2 separate regions of the Homo sapiens genome follow, and region 2 is linked to region 1. A link is a loop called in an ENCODE intact Hi-C map of the cell type or tissue named here. Cell type or tissue: CD14-positive monocyte. All regions are shown on one strand. Links, peaks and the distances in the headings refer to the core of each region. The heading gives the core; the rest is flanking DNA.

The links. A loop is a pair of places that touch in the nucleus more often than their neighbours do. Peaks named below come from ENCODE experiments on the same cell type or tissue, not always from the same donor. Only the 100,000 strongest peaks of a DNase experiment are listed, where the experiment ranks them.
Region 2: it touches region 1 in a loop (2.0-fold over the local background); 3 of 110 quality-filtered maps call a loop at or near these places.

Annotation. Positions count from the first base shown.
Region 1 is chr4:146,089,340-146,100,486 of GRCh38, reverse strand. No RefSeq gene overlaps it. Among named protein-coding and RNA genes, the nearest start is that of LINC01095, 27 kb to the left of the region's middle. RefSeq lists an enhancer at 595-834. In CD14-positive monocyte, for the core only: CTCF peaks have their summits at 5,014 and 5,213 (motif pointing left); a DNase peak (open chromatin) is centred at 5,206; H3K27me3 peaks cover 308 bases.
Region 2 is chr4:146,138,493-146,149,639 of GRCh38, reverse strand. No RefSeq gene overlaps it. Among named protein-coding and RNA genes, the nearest start is that of LINC01095, 22 kb to the right of the region's middle. In CD14-positive monocyte, for the core only: no CTCF peak of the experiment used is centred there; a DNase peak (open chromatin) is centred at 5,569; H3K27ac peaks cover 1,197 bases.

The DNA.
Region 1 (11,147 bases), core at 3,056-8,055:
CTACTAGAATGGGGAGGGAGGTGGGCCAGGGTTGAAAAACTATTGGACACTATGCTCAGTATCTGGGTGACGGCATCAATTGTAGTCCAAACCTCAGCATCATGCAGTATACCCAGGTAAAACCTGCACATGTACCCGTTAATCTAAAATAAAAGCTGAAATTATAAAATAAAATAAAACTCACAGGAAAACATATATATGTGTATATACTTTATATATAATACATATATATATATAATGTGTACATATATACTTTGTATGTTTTATATCTATCTGTTTCTAGACCTGAAAGATCTGGGTGCAGATACATAGAATTTTCGCAAGGCAAAGCTGAGCTATTAAGTTACTAAAACTCCCATACATGCAGAAGTCCAGGTAGCTCCTTCTCAACCCTGCTGAGGATCTGTCCTGCCGCTCACACTTTCCATGTCCCACTGCACAAAGAGCACCAGCACTAATGCTCCCCAAGATGTTATTCCTCTTAGTTTACTAATTCAACTGCTTCAGAGCACAGTACCTGGGTGTTTGTCTCTGAGCTTGCCAAGATGGAAATGTACATCTTAGAATATAATTCCCTGGAGAAGGCAACCTCTGCACCCTTCACCCCACGTGTTGCCAGCAGGGTGTCCTGTGCAAGAGTCTTTTCAGGGTACATTTCATGATGACGTCTGACAGAGGCTTCAGTGAATCTCTGACTGCACGGGGAGCTCTAGTGGGCACTGTGGTCAGCACATGGATGAATGCAGGACTGCTGGTGTTCTGGAAGGACTTCTGGACTGACAGGCCTCTGATTGGTTCTGTATCCTGGTCTGAATCCTCACCTGAAGAAGCAGAGGCTTGCATTCCACTCATTCTGTGGTTTTCAAACTGTGCTTCTTGAGTTCTGGGAGAAGAGGGGAAACAGCTGAATTTTAGGGTCCAGGCCCTCACTCTGCTTCAATCAGAGCAGTTCCCCACATATATCCACTCTAGATATTGACTTTCTGAGTTGGACTTTGACCAAATAAAGGGTTCTTCTGCTGCTGGAGGAATAAGGGTGGGGGAAAAGTGGTGAGAAAGGAGGATTAAAAAACACGGGATAATTGTCATAAACTGGTAGGCTATAGCCATGTTTCATTAGTTCAAAATGGTGTTTTAAATTTTTTATAATTTGAAACCAAGGTTTAAAAACTAGATTTCACATCTAAAATTAGAAAAGAAACCAAAAACCAAAAAACAACCGTGTCTCTCTGACTTCTCTTAAAAAGTCAGAAAATCTGGCCACATTCATCTCATAATCCCTCACACTGGCCCTTTGCTTGTGCTGAGAAGCAGTCACTCCCTTCAGGAGGACATGTACCCTCAGTGCACCCTCTCATGACAACCCCTTCTTGCACACCACCCGGACTCCCCCATTCATGCACATTTCCTGCCTTGGCTCTTGTAGGCATTTGGATTCAAGACCCTGAGGCTAGACAATTGCAAAGGCCCTTGCCTGTTCCCATAGCCTACTGGATTTCTGTTACATGCATGGCAATTAATACTAAAAATAAAGCTACAATCCTTCCCTCAAAGTCACCCTAAGTTATGAACATCTTAGTCACAAAAATCCTGCTCATGTTAAGTGCTGGGGTCAGGAGCTGATTTTCTCATGAACAAAGTACGTGAAGCCCCCAGCCATACAAACAGGTTTTCCTTCCAAGGAGTGCCATGTGGAGCTGCAGGGGAACCGCTGGAGTTATTCTCCAAATCTTTTTCTTCTTCTTGTTCCTTCCCCACTTCTGCCTGCAGGGTAAAATTGTACTTTTTGGCCCCCTTGAAGTAGTCCTGGACAGGGAGTTTGAGCAAAACTAACATGAGTCATTTCTGGACATTAGTATTTTATATGATCTGAAACCCTGGGCTCACACTTCCCTCTAGAACAGAGACTGGCAAAGTTCAAGATGGTGGCTGTACCATCAGAAATCCTACTCCTAAGTGACTGATGAACAGAGATCTTTGCTAACTCATAATAGACATCTATTGTGAGCAAGAAGTAAAACTGTGCTGTTTGAAGCCATTGAGGCTTAGAGTTATTTGTTACTACAGCATAATTTAGTCTATCCTGACTACTTAGGTGTTCTGACTGAAAAATACCATTTTCAAGCCCCCAGACTCCATTTTATACTAGCCAAACTTGCCTCTTCTTTCTTTGAAGTCTCTTTCCTTAAATCTAAGCATAATTTTAGAATATTGTTAAGCATTACCTGCCATCATTTTCTCATCTCTTGGCATTGCTCTACACTTGAACTTTACCACCATTTCTCCCGTTATATAATAGATTGGAGGTCACATGTGTTTCCTACTTTGAATAATTCATCTCCACAGAATCTCAGTATTTCAGTTAGAACATTTATTTCTTTCATTTTAATATTTTATTATTTTTGTCCTAAATGTATGACCTTAACTGGTTGCCATGCATTTCATTTCTTCTTGCCTTAAATATTTTAAAAGTTTCAAAGCACAAGTATTACTCATAGAGGGCATAACAAAAAATGCTTGGCTTTAGTTCTGTGTTATTTAATTATAACTGTGTGTCACTCAAGGGATTATTTTTCTTATCTTGATTTCTTTCTGCTTTGGCTCTAGTCTTTGTCTTCCTTGGAATATTTTAATCCCTGGCATTCGGCCAGAGTTTCTGTTGCTGGAGGGTGGACTGCACAGCAGTAGGACCTCTGGGCCTCTCTCGACATTAGGGTACCAAGTCTTTTAAAAGTCCCAGAGTTGGTGTTTTTGCACAGTCATGAAGCAAAGGCTGAGGAAAATTTAAAAATTGAGAGTCATGTTTCTTTCATCTGTTACTACTGCACAGAGTATTAGAATAGGTCATTTTTTAATGATAAGAACTAACATATATTCTATATTCCATCACATATGACCAGTAATAGTTTAAGGGCTTTATGTGAATTACCACCACAACTCACGGGAGAGATCCTATTAGTTCCTCATCTCACAGAGAAGACAGCTGAGGGGGTAATTTATCAGTTACTCAGTTCATCTAACCCTTTGGAGGCAGGGAGGGCCCAGCTATAAGGGGCCATCAGGGGGGCATATAGATACAGAAGGTGAGTTGTGGAGGCGGGAAGGCCTCACTCATCTCCACATTCACTCATTTCATTGTTCAAGAGTTGCTTTTCCACTCTGCCGGGGTGAGTGTGGGGTGGCAAATCTGCCGCTCTCCAGCTAGGTGACCTGTTGTCAGCTTTAAATGACTGCACTAAAGAAAAGTTAAAATTACCAACATCATATTTCTCATGATGGCCTTTCCCCCTAAATTCAAACATGCTCGCTGGGTTCAAGACTCAGCCCCTTCAGGGTTTTCCCAAAGGATATACTCACATTAAGCCTATCATGTGTTGGGAATCACGTGTGTAGATCTGACTGGCCCCAGGAGGGGTCCCTTTCTACCCTCTCACCAGCATTTCATTCTCTCTGTCTAGCACCTTCCCGAAGCACCCCCAGCTCCCACCCCCAATCCCTTGTCACCATGGGGAGGCACTGGGATGTGTGGTCCACTTCTTTCTCAGGGTGTAGCCTAATTTTTTGTAAGTGTCTCATGGGCTTAGCAAAACCCTCCTCAGATGGGATTCTCATACCAGCTGCAACAGAAATAACATTTTCTCTGTATCATTATACTCAGGAACTGACTTTTTAACTGAATTATCACCTGAACCTTGACTTTAGAGGCAATACCTAAGAATTATACACATTTGCCCTTAGTTAATTTTAAGAAGATGCCTGAAATAGGAATCCTATAACTCAAACTTAAAGTCTAATAATCTAAAGATAATGAAAAATCATTAATGAAGTATCAGTGACTCAGTTGAGGTCAACTTTGTAGAGACTGAAGATTACAACACTAAAACCAGTGGGGATTCCAAGGTCCAGATTACTGAAATGTTATACCTTTGAACGCCAAGTATCCTGAGTTACCACACAATAAGACAGACGTTCCTCTCTACACACCACAGACATCTCTTACTATTTAAGGCTCCAACTTACAAGGAAAGAATCAGTAGTTAATTTCCTGAAGCCAAGGAATAATTTCCTTTTAAGTTCCTTTATATTTCCTCTTCATTTCTTAACCTTGTAAATCTCTTATCTCCATTTCTTCTTTATTCCAAGGCTGTTAGAGTGTTTCCTTTTCCCACCATTTCTATACTATTATATTATATATCCCACCATTTCTAATGCTAGAGCCATAGCAGCTGACTTCCTTTATCTCCATCTAAGTCCCCATCAAAAGCCATTCATCTACAGGTCAAGTGCAATCTGTTCCTTCGTGATGTTATGGCTTGGTAGGAATCTAGCTATAGCTCTGTGTAGTACAATAAATGGATCGCAGCACAGCCATCCAGTCATTCTTGCTCTCTGCTGGCTGGTTTAAAAATTGACAAGGCTGTACTGATTGAGGAGATTGAAGGCAATGAACTGAATCAACTAGTTTTACTGCACTATAATGTGAGTCAAATGTCTGAATGTGGCCTGCACCTTCTCTTCTTTTTTTATAACCTTCCTTAACATCTGTATATAAAACCAACTTCTTTCTTTGCTTCATGCCTCTCTCCTCACTATTTCCAAAAAAAAGTTCTACCAAATCCCAAACACAATTTTTTATATAATAGTGTGGATCCCTTAAAACATGCCCTTTAGAAAGTGAAAATACTAATCCAAAATAAGACTTGAAAACATATAATTTCAACTTAGTCTTGTTTTTGTGAACTAGACAGTAAAACATCAGGTATGCTATCAGAACCTCAGATATAAATAAAGATATCAAGCTATAGTATTTTAATGCTCTATTTTTGCAGTATTTAGCTCACAATTTCATTTTACCGATGCTAGCCTTAACTTTGAAAAGATGACCTCGGACCACAGTTTCTCTGTCACCATTTAGTGATCCCAGTCAGCTACTGAATCTTAGCTTGGTTTGTGTTCAGTTATCTTCCCGTAAGTCTACTATTCCTCCTGGTCATTTGTTCTCAAGGTCTCTCATACTTGCCACACCAGCTGTTTGTGGGTTAAAAACCCTGGTGAACATAGGCACACTATTTTTGGCTCACATAACTACCTATGCTTGTGCAAAATGTTCATATGAAAATAACCCAATTTTAGAATAGTGTTTAAAATCACCTTTAACAAGCAACCAAGCTTAATTGCTCTACAGCGCCATCTAGTGACACTGAATTTGCATCCCAATCCATCATAAACCCATTGGAGACTGTTTCCTGAAGTTTTTTGGGCCCTAAATGGACAGATCTTCTACATTCTCACAAGTTCCCATTATGCTTAATAAATAGAGTATATCTGACTATAGTCAATGGAAGCAGATTTTTTTCTACTACCAAAGGGTACAATACCTTTTCTTATTTCAAAAATGTATTAAAATTCTTCATTCTTGCTGATCTTTTTCTCTCAAGTTGGATAAATTTCTGCCAGAAATCTAAGAAATTTCTTGGTTTTCATGTCAGATCATATGTATCACTTATGAGTACTAACTGTGTACCAGGTGCTGACTTAAGCACTTTAACATCTATTAACTGAATTGATTTTCACAATGGCCTATCAAAATTGTTGCTCTTAGTACACACATTTTGCATTTGTGCAACAAGGGACAAAGATGCCTCAAGTTACACTGCTAGTAAATACTCTCTGGATAAGTATTCCTTTTACTTTATTAATTCCCCTTTGCAAATCTTATTTCTGGGTAATAAAAAAGGCTGTTCCTAAGTTTTTTAGTAATTCATGAAATCAAACACTATTGGCCTAAAAAGTTAAATGCATCTTGTCTCTCTGAGGTCATGTTGGAGAGAATTAGAGCTCTCTATAGCCATGATGGAGGCTATCATGAGAGATATTTTGTAACTTTGAATGAAGGTCATCTCCAGCCTCGAAGAGTTAGCCACCTGCAGCTGTAGGTGTACCCAAAATTGTAATACACAGCTGAAGACAAAAGGAAACTTTCAAGATTCACCAAAGCAGTAAGGTTTATAATGTGAGGGAGACAGGCCATGAAAGTGATTTTAAAAATCTAAGAAAATTAAAATCATGTTGATTGTATAATACCCTGCCCAAACAGCAATAAGTTGGTTGTAGCAGAACTTGGAAAACAGGACAAGAATTTATGTTTATCCAGAACTACCCAAGGGTTATGGGTCTAGAACCCATAGACGTTTTCCTTAAACAAAGAAGTATGCTCTGTTTTTGGACAAGGAGATTCATTACATTTTCCCTGGCTTGAATGATATGTTTTTCAAGACTGTCTACCTTTCTTTGAATGAATGTCATGCTGACTTAGCAACTGTGCCAGTTACCAATTTCTTGCCTCTCAACTTCAAATCCATCCCTTATTACCTACTCTGTGAGGATGGAGCTGGACCCTGTAAATATTTCTCCTTTGGTATCTGGCATGATGCTCTGTTTGTCAGTGGAGGGTGCAAGAAAGACAGAAGAGGAGGAAGGGGTATATCTTTCTGATTCTGGTCTGTTCTCTTCTCTAGGTTCCTTCTACGTGTGGGGCTTCTCCACTGCCAGGTTCCTGCAGCAAGTAGCAGTCACCAGCACCCAGTGGCCAGCAGCTTCCTCCACCACCTCCTGCTTGACACTGGAGTAAATTCCAAAACATGGCACCACCCTGTGAATAGCTTCCTTGACACCCAAGAAGGTGGGTTTCCAGCAAGTTCTACTGGTGAGGCATTTCAGTGGCTTGTCAGCCATCCTTGAGCCACAGCTGCACTCTCTGCAATAAGATCTGTTTCTTGCTGAGGGCTTTTATCTCAGCCCTAGGAGTAATCTTATATCTGCTATCCTTGTATTCTGTAGAGTAATTTATATTTCTTACTAGTCAATCCATTATTATCCGAATTCTCTATTATAGTTAATAATTCTTTATATTAAACATTCCCTGTTTGAATTACTGTGTGGTTTTTCTCTCCTTTTTGATTGATTTTTCTCTTTTGATTGATTTTTCTCTTTTTTATAGTAAAAATTCCCTGTTTGAAATACTATGTGGGTTTTCTCTGTCACAGTGCTGTTTCATCACGGCTGATAGAGCAGGTATCTTTGTGAAATTCACTCAACTTCCCAAAAACCAAGATTCTTTAAAAAAGAAGTCCCTGAATATGGGGTATAAGTAATCTGTTCATAGTAATATTTACCACTATAACTACGGAATTGGCATACCAGTTTTTACATCAATCCTTTGTAAGTTTAGTTATTTGCTGTTATCTCTCAGCCCAGTCAAATTTGGATGTGCAAACAGAACCAATTCTAGACCTGAAAATCTGAGTACAGACTTGGGACAGGACACTACCATTGAGCTAGACCTCTGTTGGCAGCCATCTGGCTTCTCTAACACCTCTGCTTTACCTCTTGAAATTGCTACGCTTAATGCTACTTTGCTACATTAGGAAAGATATAAATGTACCCAAATGGAAAATATTAGTGATCCAAGAAAGAGCCTTATCTTCTGGTTCATTTTCTTTGTGGTCAGCAGAAGAGGTTAGGATAATATGGTGGTTACTGACAATGAACTTGACCTACTAATAGGTCACAAGCCAGTAGCCATCAATGTGCCATGAAAACAAGTCTTGGGCCTCACTGGACGCTTACAATTTCATTTGATGGACTAGAATTACTCTTCTGCACAAGGTAGAAATATAATCTTAATATTCAACTCCCCAAAGCTTACCAAATTTGGATCACAAAGAGCAAGAAATTAGATGTTGGTCAAAAAGACATTTCTACTTTGAATTTGCAGTATAAAGTTGTTTTTAATCTGCTGTTGCTAGTTTCAAATGAAAGAGTCGAAAATAGACCTTGTCCATATTAGGTCAAGAACTTGATCTCCAAACCACTTTTTTAAACAACTGCCCAGCCTTGCTTACATCAAAGGCACTCTATGCAGATCCAAAGAAAAGCATTTAGAATAGTGTATATTGCTTTACAATAATTATAGAATTTATTCACACAGAGATACAATGATAAAAGAAAGCACTTGTCCATGGAAAGGGATGATTTCTTTCTGCTCCTCTTTCTTGTATATCACCCATCATTGCTAATAAAATCACAGACCTTTAAAACGAAAAAGAACTCATGAACCTACCCTTGATTTCACACATAAATAGAAGGACCTTTAGGTGTTTACCCACCTTACACTTTTAACCAAAGCAATGAAATGCAGAATGCTCTTCAAAACTGTGCAGTACTTATTTTTCTCCTATACATGGTTAGTAAGCTCATTCTCAAACCTGTGAAAACTGCATAAACTGTGCTCCTCTTGTGTGTTCACTAATGGAAAGTGGGATGTTTAATTAAGTACATATGTTCATCCTAATTAGCATTGCTGTTTCTTACCTTTTTAAATACAGGAAACTGCACAACATATATATTGATTTATGTTTTAAATGAGATTTGACTGTTTATTATGTCTATTTGTTACTCAGTTTTAATCTTTTAGGGAACTTCTGCAGATCGATAACCTTATTTATTACATGTTGGTCCTTGTTAGTTTCATTCCCTTTATTTCCATGTTATTGAGAGGTATCCCACTGAAAAATCCTATGTATTATCTATACTATGGACTTTGATTCTCCAAAATCCATCACTTACTTGTGTAGTTAAATGAGAATGGGCTTCACTCATAAAGTTAGATTGTGGGAAATTTCAGAGACTAGGAACTCTTCTGTGCAACTACGGCCTTTTCTGTTCTTTACTTTGATACCTCCTTTCAGGGCCATTGCATGCATACATAGTTGTCCATGTAAATCGTGCTTTCTGGAGTTGTGCAGTGCACAACCTGCATAGCAGTCCTTGGTTATTTAGACTCTTTTCTGCCTGCTCTCTACATATCTTTCTCCTCTCCTCCTTAGTTATAAGAAGCTCTGAGCTTCAGTCTAGAGACAGCATAAAATTGAAAGCAACCAATTTGATCAGCTTGATTTTCAGTTAGCATTTTGTCCCCAAAGTAGCGGAGACTTTTTTATTTTTTATTTTTATTTTATCATTATTATTTTATTTATTTATTTATTTACTTTTTGAGACAGAGTTTCTCTCTTGTTGCCCAGGCTGGAGTGCAATGGAGCAATTTTGACTCACCGCAACCTCTGCCTCCCTAGAGGCAGATTCCCCTGCCTCAGCCTCCTGAGTAGCTGGGATTACAGGCATGCGCTACCATACCTGGCTAATTTTATATTTTTAGTAGAGACGGGGTTTCTCCAATGTTGGTCAGGCTGGTCTTGAGCTCCCGACCTCAGGTGATCCGCCTTCCTTGGCCTCCCAAAGTGCTGGGATTACCAGTGTGAACCATCAGGCTCAGCCTTTTATTTTTATTTTTTACCTTTATTGCTGCTAATGTTGTGACTTTTGAACCTTTCTTTAACAAATTCTCTAGCATGAAAAAAAGAACAAAAAGGGGTAGATACTTGAATTGATGATCTTTTCTGCTAATAGTTCAAGTGGCAGTTTAAAAAAATGAGAACAATTGATTCAGATGAAGTTTCTGGATTTTCCTGAGCTTTCTGATGTCTCCACAGCAAGGATAATTTAAAACTGACCACACAAAACTGTCCTCATTATATTGTTATGAAAGACTACATAAAAATAAATACAGCCAGGTGCAGTAGTACATACCTGTAATAAGCTACTCAGGAAGCTGAAGCAGCATTGACTGAGTTCAGGAGTTTGAGATCAGCCTGGGCAACATAGCAAGACTCCAGCTCAAAAAAAGAAAGAAAGAAAAAGAAAAAGAACACATACACCATGAGAATTCAATCAGCAAGTACTGTCTCAACACAAAAACTTTAACTGATTTCTAGTTTTGCTACAATATAGTTCTTTTAAGCCTGTAAGTGAAAAGATGCTTCACACTTACATGACATTAAAGAGACCATTTTCCCAACCTCCAAAAGTTTAGCCTCTGCTCTAAAGCACTTGTGAAGTACTGCTTATGTGTTTGTGCATGCACACACACATTTAAATACCTGAGACAAGGTAGGGGTTAAAAAAAAAAGAAAGAAAGGTCACAATAAGGGAAACAGGAAAATTATTCTGTCTCATTACAACCACTCAGAGCTTTCTTTTAGTTTAGACAAAGACATGGAGTTTAAATCAATGTTACTAAACAGTACTTGATGTAAGAAAGGGAACTAGCATTGTTTTGTATGCTGGGTGCCACATGCTTTACATGAGCGCTGTTGAATTTCACAATATTCCCAAGAGGTAGGTATAGATGAAAATACATAAATAGGAGCAACTTAAGGAGGTTAGGTAACTTGCCCAAGGACCTATATCTAGTGAATAATGGGAACTCAGTTGGGACCTAGATCTCTCTAACTCTCAGGGACATTTTGCCTTTTAAACATTTGTTTGCTTATTTGGTGTTCATTATGAAAACTGCAAACACAAGGAACAGAAATTATATATCAAATTACCATGTACCCACTATCCCTTTAGTAGATGTTATTACTTTGCCATATTTACCTCAGATCCTTTTAACTTGAGAATAAAATATTACAGACAAAATTAAAGTCACCTATCCTGTTACTGCCCTTCCTCCTTCTCTAAATCAGCCACTAGCCTGAATTGAGGTTCATCCTTTCCATCCATATTGTCATATTTTTAACATATGTTTCATTCATATGAGTATATCCATAAGAAACTAAGACCTACTGCTTAGTTACTTTCTCACTTTAATGGTATCATGTTCTGTGTATACTTTCTGTAGTTTGATTTTCATACTCAAATTTTATTTCTAAGATTTATTCATGCTGACAGAGCCACAATATGTGGTTCTTGTTTGCTCTTTTAACTACTGTGTATTACTTTATTGTTTGATGATTTTACAATTTCTTTCTCCATTTCCTAATGGTGGTTATCTAAATTTTTTTCATGTTGCTATTATAAATAATGCAACAGTGAATATTCTTTCTACACATCTCTTTGTGTACGTGCACAAGAATTTCTCTAGGAAATGTTTCTAGAACTTCTGGGTCTTAGTGTATGTGGATTGCTGTGGACCAAATTATGTGTTCCCCTTCATGTCATATATTGAATCCTTAACCCCCAACATGACTGTATTTGGAGATAGAACCTGTAAGGAGGTAATTAAGATAAAATGATTTGGTCATAAC
Region 2 (11,147 bases), core at 3,685-8,684, 49 kb before region 1:
CGGCAGGTAATAGAATAGCCTGTGGGCTATCCTTGCCTCTCACTCACTTTTCCCAGTCAGAAGAGAAATAACTTATTTGATTGGTGAGTTTGGAAAAAGAATTTAAGTATCTTGAGAGTACCACGTTTTTCTCTGTTTTACTGTTCTCACTCACCATGCAAAAAGTGCCCTGTCTCAGTTGAAAATACTGTATTTTTCCACTTCTGCCTTTTATTGTGTGGGTACATTTTATTCTGTCCGAAATATTCAGAAACCCATTGTTGCTGCACATTGATTTAGCATAAGTTAAGACAATAAACAGAACCTGAAGATGAAGCTTACATGCTAAACTTTATTGGGAAGGAGTGCAACCTTAGGACAATAGAGAGTGGGAAAACATAAATGAGGAGGGCAAGGAAGGAGAATAAATATAAAGTGATATATTATGAGGCTGGCCACAGCTTTGCAAAAGATAAAACAAAGGAAGAGAAAACCACAGCAAGTTATCTTGTCACATGCCATATATCCATACAACTATGTGGAACCAACCACCATCTCAAAAAAGTCCTTCGGTGTGTGGAGGGGAGAACAATTAGTTACTAGCTCACCTCCCCCTTATTTCTGTATACTGTCTCTCATGGGTCAAAATTTGCCCCATAGGACATTTACTCCCTTACACTTGTGGGTTGCATGACCTGCCCTTCCAGGCAGCTGATGGGGGAAGTCAGATCCAACATCTTCTGGGTGGGAAGAGCTAGGTCCTCAGTGGGTCCCATCAGTTTGGCCTAGACACCAAACTGCTGTGGCTTTCATCATGGCACACATGATGGCAGTAGTGTCCGAGCCTAGCCCTGGGAAAACCCATCTCCTGGGTATGTTAAATGAAGTGTGCCCAAAGTTGTCCCCAAGACAGGTAGCTATGGGCCCATTCCAGACAAATTCAAAGGATGCTTCCAGGGTGTAATAGTAACAGTAGCTTCTCATAGTAATCAGAGTGGGGTTTTACCAGCCCATATAGTTACCCTCCCTCCCTCTGCCTGCCCCACTCCTTTTTTTTTTTTTTTTTTTTTTTTTTTTTGCCTGCTACTCTACTAGTATGAAAAGTGGCTAAGGAGTAGTTGAAGCTTCCAGGTTAGTGGAACTTTCACTGTTTTGTCTGAATCAAGACCTCCCTTTCCTGGAACCAGGACCCTACCCAGGAAAACCTAGGTTTGAAGAGTGTGAGAAGCTGATCCTACTGTTTTAATTGACTTTTTCTTTACCCTGTTGGAGAGAGAGGAATTCCCCCTTTAGGTGTATGGAGTGGCCAAACACAACACCCAACGCTGGACAGATAAAACTGACAGCAGTTCATTAGTCACGTATACTATACTCACGGCCTGGGGAAGGACAGCATGCTCCATGCAGGGCCTCATGAAATTACACTTGAGAACAGTGAACAACCAGACCACAAGGGCCAAACTCTGAGCAAAGTCCAAATCCTTTCTTCTTCCATCAACTGGTTGTAGTCCCCTCCCCGTGAGGCCATAAGTGTGAATTTAGGGACAGCCACTGATGCAAAAGAGGTAGGTGACATGAGATTTGAGTCACCTGTATACATAATTTGTGGTATCTTCTGGATTAACTTGAGCCAAGTCCTGAATATACCATTTCCATCAAATAATGTTTCTGCCCAACTTTATGACTTATAAATCTGATCACATTGAGCTCACCATAGAGAAATATTCTCAAGTGAAATATCAGCTGCCTCTAAAATCCAAAGAAGGCCAAAATGCACTGTGCCTCTTTCTTGGTGGTAAGAGATGCAAAGGGCAACCATTTTTGCTTTATTTTATAAGGGGTTGTTCTGATGTGCTTTAGGCAAGTTGACAGGTGACTTGACTCCTAAAATTTTCACCAATGTAGAAGATCCTCAACTTCTGTGAAATTAATCTCCCACCTCTGGCATTCATGTGACTTGCCAGATATAGGGTTCCTGAAATCTCCTACTGATCAAGTCCAATTAGCATAATCTTCTCAATATCGTGGACCAGCATGAAGTTCTATGTAATGTCAAGGTTGCCATGGTTCCTGTGAAGTATATGATGACAGAGACAAGAGCTGACATAACACCGAGGCAAGACGGTGAAGGTGAGGCTGGGAAGTCCAAGACCAAGATGCCACAGATTCAGTTCTTGGTGAGGGCCTTCTTCCCAGTTTGCAGATGGACACCTTCTTGCTGTCTCCTCACATAGTGGACAGAGAGATTAGCTCTAGTGTCTCTTCTTTTAATAGCATTAATCACACTCATGGGGGCTCCAACCCATGACCTAATTACCTCCTAAAGACCCCACTTCCAAATACCATCACATTGAGAATTTTAGCTTCAACACATTAATTTTGGGGGGAACACAAATATTTAGTCCATAGCACCACTGCTAAAAGTGGGAACCGTTCATGAGCCCTGAGTGTCCCTGTGCATTGTTGCTGGATGTGCGAAGAATACAAGGCTCTGACCACTCTTTACCCAGGTGATTTCTCAGGATTGTGTTTGCATTGAGCAACCTTGAAAAATGAGTTGCATAACCTCCTAGGCAATGCAAAGGTTTATAGTAAAAGCAGTAAATTCCCTAACTCAGAATCCCTCTGTTGTAATGCAATACACTAGGTGAGTTGGAATCCTCTTGGCCCACCTGAGTCATCACCATCGCTCCCCTCTGTGGGATTTAGAGGATACAAGGAACAAATACAAATGAACATGAAGCGCTGGTTACTGCCTTTTCTGTGAGTGCTAAAGCTGTTTGTGTCTAACCCAAGATCTTATTATGTCTTCTGCAAACTTCCATGAAACTGTGGGAGGGCTATTGTTAGCTTATAAATAGGGTGAAACCTTAGACCTTAAATATTTCTTGACAGCCAAAAAACACAAGCTGCTTCTTTTGCTAATAGCTATTAAGAAGAAAATCCTTGCCATATCAATAGCTGTATATCCAGTGTTAGAGGGTTGGTAGCCATAGTAAAGATATCTCATCTGGCACTGTAGCTTTGATTAGGTCTGTTTTCTGGTTACATCAGCATCATCCTCCAGGGTCCATCTGATTTTTACAGAGTCCAGAGAATTGAATCAAGAGAATATTAGGGAAATGAATCCCTTTATCTTTGGTGAGGGTGTTAATCTCTGTAATTCTTCAAGGATTGTGGTATTATTCCTGCAATTGACAAGAGATGAGGCCATTTTAGAGACTTAAACATGGCCAGTGGTTTTCAATCAGGGGTGACTTTGCCCTCTTAGGGACATTGGGCAATGTCTAGAAACATTTTTGGTTATCATAACAAAGGTCGTTATTGGCATATAGTGGGTAGCCAGGGATACTATTGAACATCCTACAATGCCCAGAATGACCCCACAACAGATAACTGTCTGGTTCAAAATGTCAAAAGGGCTGAGGTTGAGAGACCCTACACTTAGCCCTTCCTACCACAATGACTCTTACTCCACAGGACAGGCAATTGATTTGAGGGTGCAGCCAGAAGCTAAGTATATCTTCTCCATCATACTTTTGGGAACAAGAGAAATAATTGCAAAGTGGGTGTCCAAAACCACTTAACCCTTTAGTAGACAGACTTGGTCTCCATAACCCTCTCTTCTAATCAAGTCTCTGTTCTAATATGATGGTGTTTCAGGTCTCCTTTTGTCAGTATCATCTCATATACTGTAGCTGATAGTCCTCAAAAAGTCTAAGTTTTACTCTTTCCCTAGTGTCCAGTTACCCTGGCAAATTACTTTGGTTCCCTCTGGGGAAGGATCAGAGGACTACTTACTGTATATGCTTGCAGTGGCATTACAGGGTCCTTCCTCTGTGGGATCCAGAATCTCCTTCAATCAATGGACTCTGAGTCTGTTAACTGACTTAGATCTGGAAACTCAATGATGGAGTGCAGTTTTCTATTGTGGAAGGCAATGATCACCTTCTACGCAACAGCTCTTGATGTTAAGTTATCCAAATCAAGCATCCCCGCCCCTCGCCAGTCAGTTTCCCATTACAATACATCCTTGAAAGTAGGCACTCACTCAACTGGGGCCTTGCTGTTCACAAGGCTTATTAGATCTATCTTTTCCTTGATGGTTAATGGCTGCCACCTGGTCTTTGATCATCCACATTCCTTTTACCACCATGAATTAAAGGGGGCCCAATTCCAAAGCAGCACCTCCTACTGTGAACCTGGCCTACAGAGGACAGCCACCACTGGGTTTCTCAAAGATGCTGCTGTCCCACCACTTACTCTAACCCCATTTCCCCATGGCATTCTTTATTGCCTCATGAAGGCAGCCTTATGGGAAACATAATCAGGTGGTAGGTCTTACAAAGTGAATCTGTTCTCACATGCCTACCTCCTTGAGACTTCTGCCTCCTTTCTCAAAACTATGTCAAGGAAGTTCTCTTATCTCTACTTCATTCACTTTAGGCCATCATAGTGATTAGGCTTGAAGGCATCATTGTAGCAGCATGTAAGGACAAGCGCCAGGTGTCCTTATCAGAACACCAAATCCTCTGTCACAGTGGAGTGGTTCATGTCAATCCGTTCTCACCGATCCAGCCCGTGTGCCTCCTACAGTCTAATGCCTTCAAGATCCATTCCCACAGGTGTTCCCACAGTTTCTGCCAGCACATTTCATCAAGGTCAAGATTTCCTTTGGCACAGAGGCTATGTATTCCCCAGCAGGAAGAAAATTTGCCTGGAGGCAGTGAGAGGAGGTTAATGTGGGTGTTGAGGAAAAGTTTAGAATCAGTGTGATTTTGGGGGCACCTGCTTCATAAGCTTGATCATTGCATGCTTACCAGGCAAGGGGTGATTCTTTACCACTACCAAGGGGAAACAGTCTCTTTTGTCAGTCAGAAAGATCCAGGCTTGCCTACAAATATCCCCATTCCAGGTCTCAATTTTCCACTCTTCCCTATCAAGACCCTGACTTTAATATCAAGTCCCTATTGAGACTGCACATTTAGTTTTATTTATATATATAAAAACTAAATATATATATATATATATATATCTGCCACCCTTATAATTACATCCTAAACCAATTTTAAGTGCAGCTTCAGGAGATAAGCACCTCATTTAAACAGAGCCTCTGGCTTTCATTGCATGACTTAAGTTGATAATAAGATGCCCTGAGTGTATCATTTTCTTTTAGCAAAGCCTCAAATGTCCCAAAAACAGCTCATCTGCACTGCAATTGCCACCCCTTTACTGACCAAAGGCGGTAGCTCCGTGATTTTCCAGGTTTGCTCTCCACCTGTACTTCATCCCAGTTAACCACAGGTGAAAGAATTAGCAACTGTGTATCCACTTCTAGAGGCTATTGCTGTCCCAATTATCTGATTGTTTTCAGACAGATGGGCATCAAATTCAAAGTCCCACTCCAAGGTCCTCCTTTCTAGGATACTTCTTGTACTAACTTTCTTAGTAAACAAGAAAGTTTACTAAGCTTGGTGGCTAATGCTTTATTTTTTGGTAGTATAATCCCAGGCTGGGCTGAGTCAAGCAAAAGGGGAAGTGAGGCAGGGAAGGAGGGACAGCAAATACAGTGTGGTCCATTAGTGAGCCGGCCATAGCTTCGCAGGAACACGCAGCCAGTTGTTTCATCATATGAGATGAATCTCTATAGACTGTTATGAAACACTAAGAACAGCCCAATGAGGAGAGTTCCAGTTTTCTCTTGCTATGTAAAAAAACTACCAGAGAATGTAGTGGTTTAACACAACCATTTTCTCTTGGCCTTGATTTTATGAGTCAGGAATCCAGGAAGGGCTGGTCTGGGTGGTTCATCTCTCCGATCCATTTGCCATCAGTTATGGTGGCCGAGCTAGAAGATCACTATCAAGGTGGCTTCTTCACTCACCTGTGGCACCTGGTCTAGGAAGGCTGGTAGTTGATGCTGGCTCATGGCTGGGAACTCAGCTGGGGCTATTTGACATGTGAATGTTCCATGTGGCTTGGGCTTCTGTTAGCATGGTGATTCAGTACGCAGAGATATGTCTCAAAAAAAAGTATTCCAAAGAGAATCAGGCAGAAGTTGCAAAGCTTCTTATGACTTAGCCACTTAAATCCAAGAATATTACTTCCGCTGCATTCTATATGTCAAGCAAGTCTCTAAGGCTGATGTAGATTTAAGGAGAGAGGTAATTAGATTCTACTTCTCAGTGGAAGAAATAGCAAAGAAACTGCAGCCATCTTTAATCTACTACATACAGTCCACAGGCAGAGAAAGAGGGATAGTAAATTCAAGGTGGTGAATTATTGACCTGGCCAGAGTTTCACAAGAAAACACAGCCAGTGATTTAAACATCACAGTCTCCAAATAGAATGTTTGGAAAAACCATCTCAGGAGATTCTACGTGGAGGAAGAGGAAAGAAAAGTTTATCTGATAGTTTTTCACCCCTATGTTATCTCTTGTCTTTCTAGTATGAAGGAAAGACAATTTTTATATGAGGTGGTAATTCCCCTACACTTCTGGGCTGTCACTTAGCTCCCCTTCCTCCCAGGAAGCTGCTGGGGAAGCCACATTCCATGATCCACTTCATGGCCCTTCCTCTGAGTCCAGAAGTAGGTGGGAGGATCCAGAGCCTCCATGCCTGGTGGCAAAGCTCCTGTAGCTCTTGCAGTGATAGGCATGTTGGGTCATGCTAGAGCCAGCCCTTACCCTGGGGGAGGTTAAGATGTGTAATGGTGTTAACAATGGGTGTTGATTAACTTAGGTGACATTAGCCTTGGGGAGACAGTGGTGCTGTCTACTGAGAGCAGGTGTGGCCAAGTGAATCTGGAAAGATGCATAAGTTGGATCCAATACACACATCTGAATCTTGTCATTCAACCTATCTTTCATGAGTAATGAAGTGGATATTTTTAAAATTCATTTGAGGTCTTTCTTTGTTAATTTAGAATAGGCTGTGTCTTTCTCAATTGGTTCCAAACTTGGGAGGGGGTGATTAGATAATTTCGTTGCCTCACGAGGTGTCACACTTATGTTTATCTACCCTGCCTGTGCTCTAGAAGGCTGCCTTAACAGACTGTACCTATAGGCTCCCCTGTTTTCTGGCTTCCAGTTGAGTTAGCCAATGGGATGCACTAAAAGGTTGTCAGAGTTGGCTGTGTCCCTTTAACAAAGACCATGGCTCCTATCAATCTTCTACAGCAACTCTCTTTTTTTTTTTTTTTTTTTTGAGATGAAGTCTCGCACTTGTCCCCCAGGCTGGAGTTCAATGGCGTGATCTCAGCTCACTGTAACCTCTGCCTCCTGGGTTCAAGCGATTCTCCTGCCTCAGCCTCCCGAGTAGCTGGGATTACAGGTGCCTGCCACCATGCCTGGCTAATTTTTGTATTTTTAGTAGAGATGGGGTTTCACCATGTTGGCCAGGCTGGTCTCAAACTCCTGACCTCAGGTGATCCGCCTGCCTCGGCCTCCCAAAGTGTTGGGATTACAGGTGTGAGCCACCAATTCTCTAATGGCCTACAGAAACTGCCTCTTCGGCTTGTCCTGTCAGTTCTAGGAGTAGTGAGATGGCTCACCTGTGTTGCAAGCCCTGGGGTACAGCACCGCCCCTTGCAGGTTTCCTTTAACCCAGCCTACACTTTGTGAAGAGTCATTTAAAAACTCTCCTTAACTACAAGTTTAAGGGTGCCTTCTGTTTTCTGTTGGGACCCTGACTAATACAGGTGGGGACAAGAATATAACTGTCACCCTCAGATCCCCCAAAGTAAGCCCTGATAATTGTTAATAGATTATTAGTAAACTCTCTTTAGCCATGTAAAAGTAAGAGGTATATTATTGCTCATTGTTCTCCTATAAGTAGAAAGTAAAGGACTTCATTTTTAAATCTGTTTGGGACTCATAAGGAGAGCCCCTGGGGCTCAACTAGACAATTTCAGGGATAGCATGAAATGCCAACAATATTCTCAGGGGAAATAGCTGGAGCTCTCATTTCCTACCATATGCCAGGAAGAATTGAAAGTAAAGAGGTAATGAAAATAGTTAATTTACTCTTTTTGGGAAATTAGGCAAGTCCCAACATTGATTTTATTAAGGCAAAAGGAACATTACTAAGTGGCAAGTATCCATGAACAGTTTTATCTGAATATAATTCAACAATCTTAACTCTGGAGCTGGGCCTTCCAACAGGGTAGCTACCAACCACGTATAGCTATTTAAATATGAATTAATTAAAGTCAAATAAAATTAAAAATTCAGCTCCTCAGTCACACTAGCCCCATTATAAATGCCCCATAACCATATGTGGCTAGTGGCTGCAGTACTGGGCAGCAAAGACGTAAAACATTTCCATCACCACAGAACATTCTGTGAGACAGCACTGCCCCTATGAAAGAAAGTTCACCCCCATTTCTCTATGTTGTCTGTTTTTTTTTTAACTAGCATGTTTATTGAAATTTTAGGATGCTAAGTTATCAGATACCAGAGAGCTATATTAAATGGGAATGTGTTATATCATGTGGATAAATAAAAGAGTTCTGCATTGTGATTCTATAGAAAAGACTTTATGACTGATTTCAAAACCTTTTAAAGTATTCATTTTAAAATTTGTTAAAGTTATTAAACAAAATAATAAAACAAGAAGATATTCAACCTAATTGAATTAAATATGTGTGCTTTTTTTCTCAGATATTAGAATCAGTATTACAGGAACTTAATTGGTTTTGAAATTAATTATTGAAATGAAGATAGAATTTAAAAGCCATGTATAATATATTCAATATTATTTTTGTTCTAGCATATTGAAAGGGAAAGCTTTTTAAATAAAAGCATGAAAGCCAGTAAGTAAACATGTATCACCCAACTGCACCAAATAAGATAAAGAAAATTGTTAGGTACTTCAACTTGAAATCTATTTGAAAACAATGGGAAAGTTAGTTATTAAGCATTCCAACCATAACAAAATCACTTATTTTAAAAAAGAGAAAAAATTCTTACCAAGTTGATAAAACATCTAGGATATTATAATGACTCAATATACAAACAAATAAACAATAAGCTGAGCTTAAATGCAAGGTTTTGAAATTACTTTTGTATGTATCTCAGTACGCATCTTTTATGTATTTTGAAATCAAACCAGTTTGCAATTTTTACTTTTAAACTCTGAAACAGAGAAGCCAGGGTTTTCTTAGAAAGGCTGTCATCAATACTACCTTCTCCTGGAAAATATGTTAAATGCCAGACTACATGGGTGGGCACTGAAAGTACACTATTGACTATTTAACATTGACATGCTGTCTTTCTGGAAGAAAAACAAAACTGAGGGAGATGGAAAAGAGGTAAATTGAGGTCATCTTGGAGAAAGTAGACTAAGATTGGTTAGTCTAATGGGCTGTTAAGGTTTTTAAAGGATTTTTAAAACAATCACCTTTTTTTCCTTATTACAGAAATAATTCATACTTACTTTAGACATGTTAGAAAATACAATTAAGCAGGTAGAATAATATGAAAACGATAATTCACCCTCCTTAGTGATAAACCCCACCAGTAGTTTGGGATATATTCTTCCAGGATTTTTGTTTCCTTGTTCAGAAAAATATATTAGTTCCACCACTTGAGGGTGTAAAGGTGAAAGTTTTAAGTTGTTAGACTATTTTAAATATTGTTCTGAAACCTGTTTCTTCCCCCAGATCACAACATCTTATATTACTAGAAATTTTTAAAACATCTATTTTTTAAAGGGTTGCCAGAATTGTTCCCAATTTCCTGATACGTAGGGAAATTCACTATAGTTATTTTGCTAAATATTCCATTTTCTTAATTCAATAAAGAGCCTGATTCAGACTATTTGTTCTAGTGAGACTCGAAACAGTCAGCTCTCAATATCTTTTGTGGTCAGAAATAAATGACCAATAAAAAATTAAACATCGACAAATGCCCCCTACATTTATGTTCCCCAAACCTCATTTTAATTGTTTCAATGCATTTTCAAATCCGAAAGGGACCCATTTGTATCTCCAAAGGAAGGTAGAAGATTTTTCTTTAAACCACTCAGGAGGAACTAAGAAAACTTAAGCTCCTAATCATAAATTAAATACAGAATACCCTCCAAAATAAGAGTGGTGATTTTGTCTGTAAACAACTCACTGGTGTTAAGCATGAGAGTAATATCATTTAGTGTTTTAGGACCATCCATCTGGAGGCAAGGAGGTCGCTGGAGGCAATACAAGCAGTGGGGAGGTTATTGTTGCAGATAAAGGACAAATGGCAGGGCAGGACTGAGGCAGGCAGCATACCCAGGGACGGGGAGCAGATTAGAAGTATTCTGAAAAAGTAGATTCACTGAATCTAGGCAAGTAAAGTGGTAAATGTGGAGTCATGAGGGGACAGAAAGAGTCTATGTAAATTGAGGTCATCTTGGACAAAGTCTAATACATTGCCAAGATTTTAAAGGATGTTTCAAAAATCACCCAGGTCTTTTTCTTGGACAACTAAAGTACCAACTAGGGAAAAAGATAAGGATTATAGGAGAAAAGGAACATACGAGGAGAAGCTTGGAGTCGGGCAAAATGATGCCAGTTTTGATCATGTTAAATTTTAATTGCTATGGGACATCTAAATGTAATATGCAGTACACAGTTGGAAACACCATTCTGAAATGTAAGAGAGGTGCGTGGGCTCAGAATATAGATTTAGGGCAATGATTCCCATAACATATTCTGCAGACTACTGTTACTGCAGGACTTCACAAAGCCTTTAGTTTGCTAATGTATCCTGCAAACCCCTAAGAACGAGATGTGTATCACTGGCACTTCTCTAACTTATTTGAACATGGAACCTAGTGCTCTTTGGGTCATCATTTTGTAGGCATTGGTGTGTTGGTGTCATCAGAGGCCGGACACAGATGAGATTCCTAAAGAAATAATTTTGATTGGGAAGAGAAAGTGCTGACGATGAAACTTTGGAGAATCTAAATATGTCATGCCTAAAGAGTTGAAGGCCCAGACAGTGCCTTTGATTCCCCTTTATCTTACTTTTCTATCCTGATGAAAATTTTACTATTCTTATACTGCCCTGGAAGAAATAAAATTATGTCTTAATAAAATTGTGTCTTTGCAATTTACTTAGGTGTATTAGGTGATTTTGACAATTCCATCTCCATTCGCATATTTATAAAACTTCTTTTAACTCTGAAAA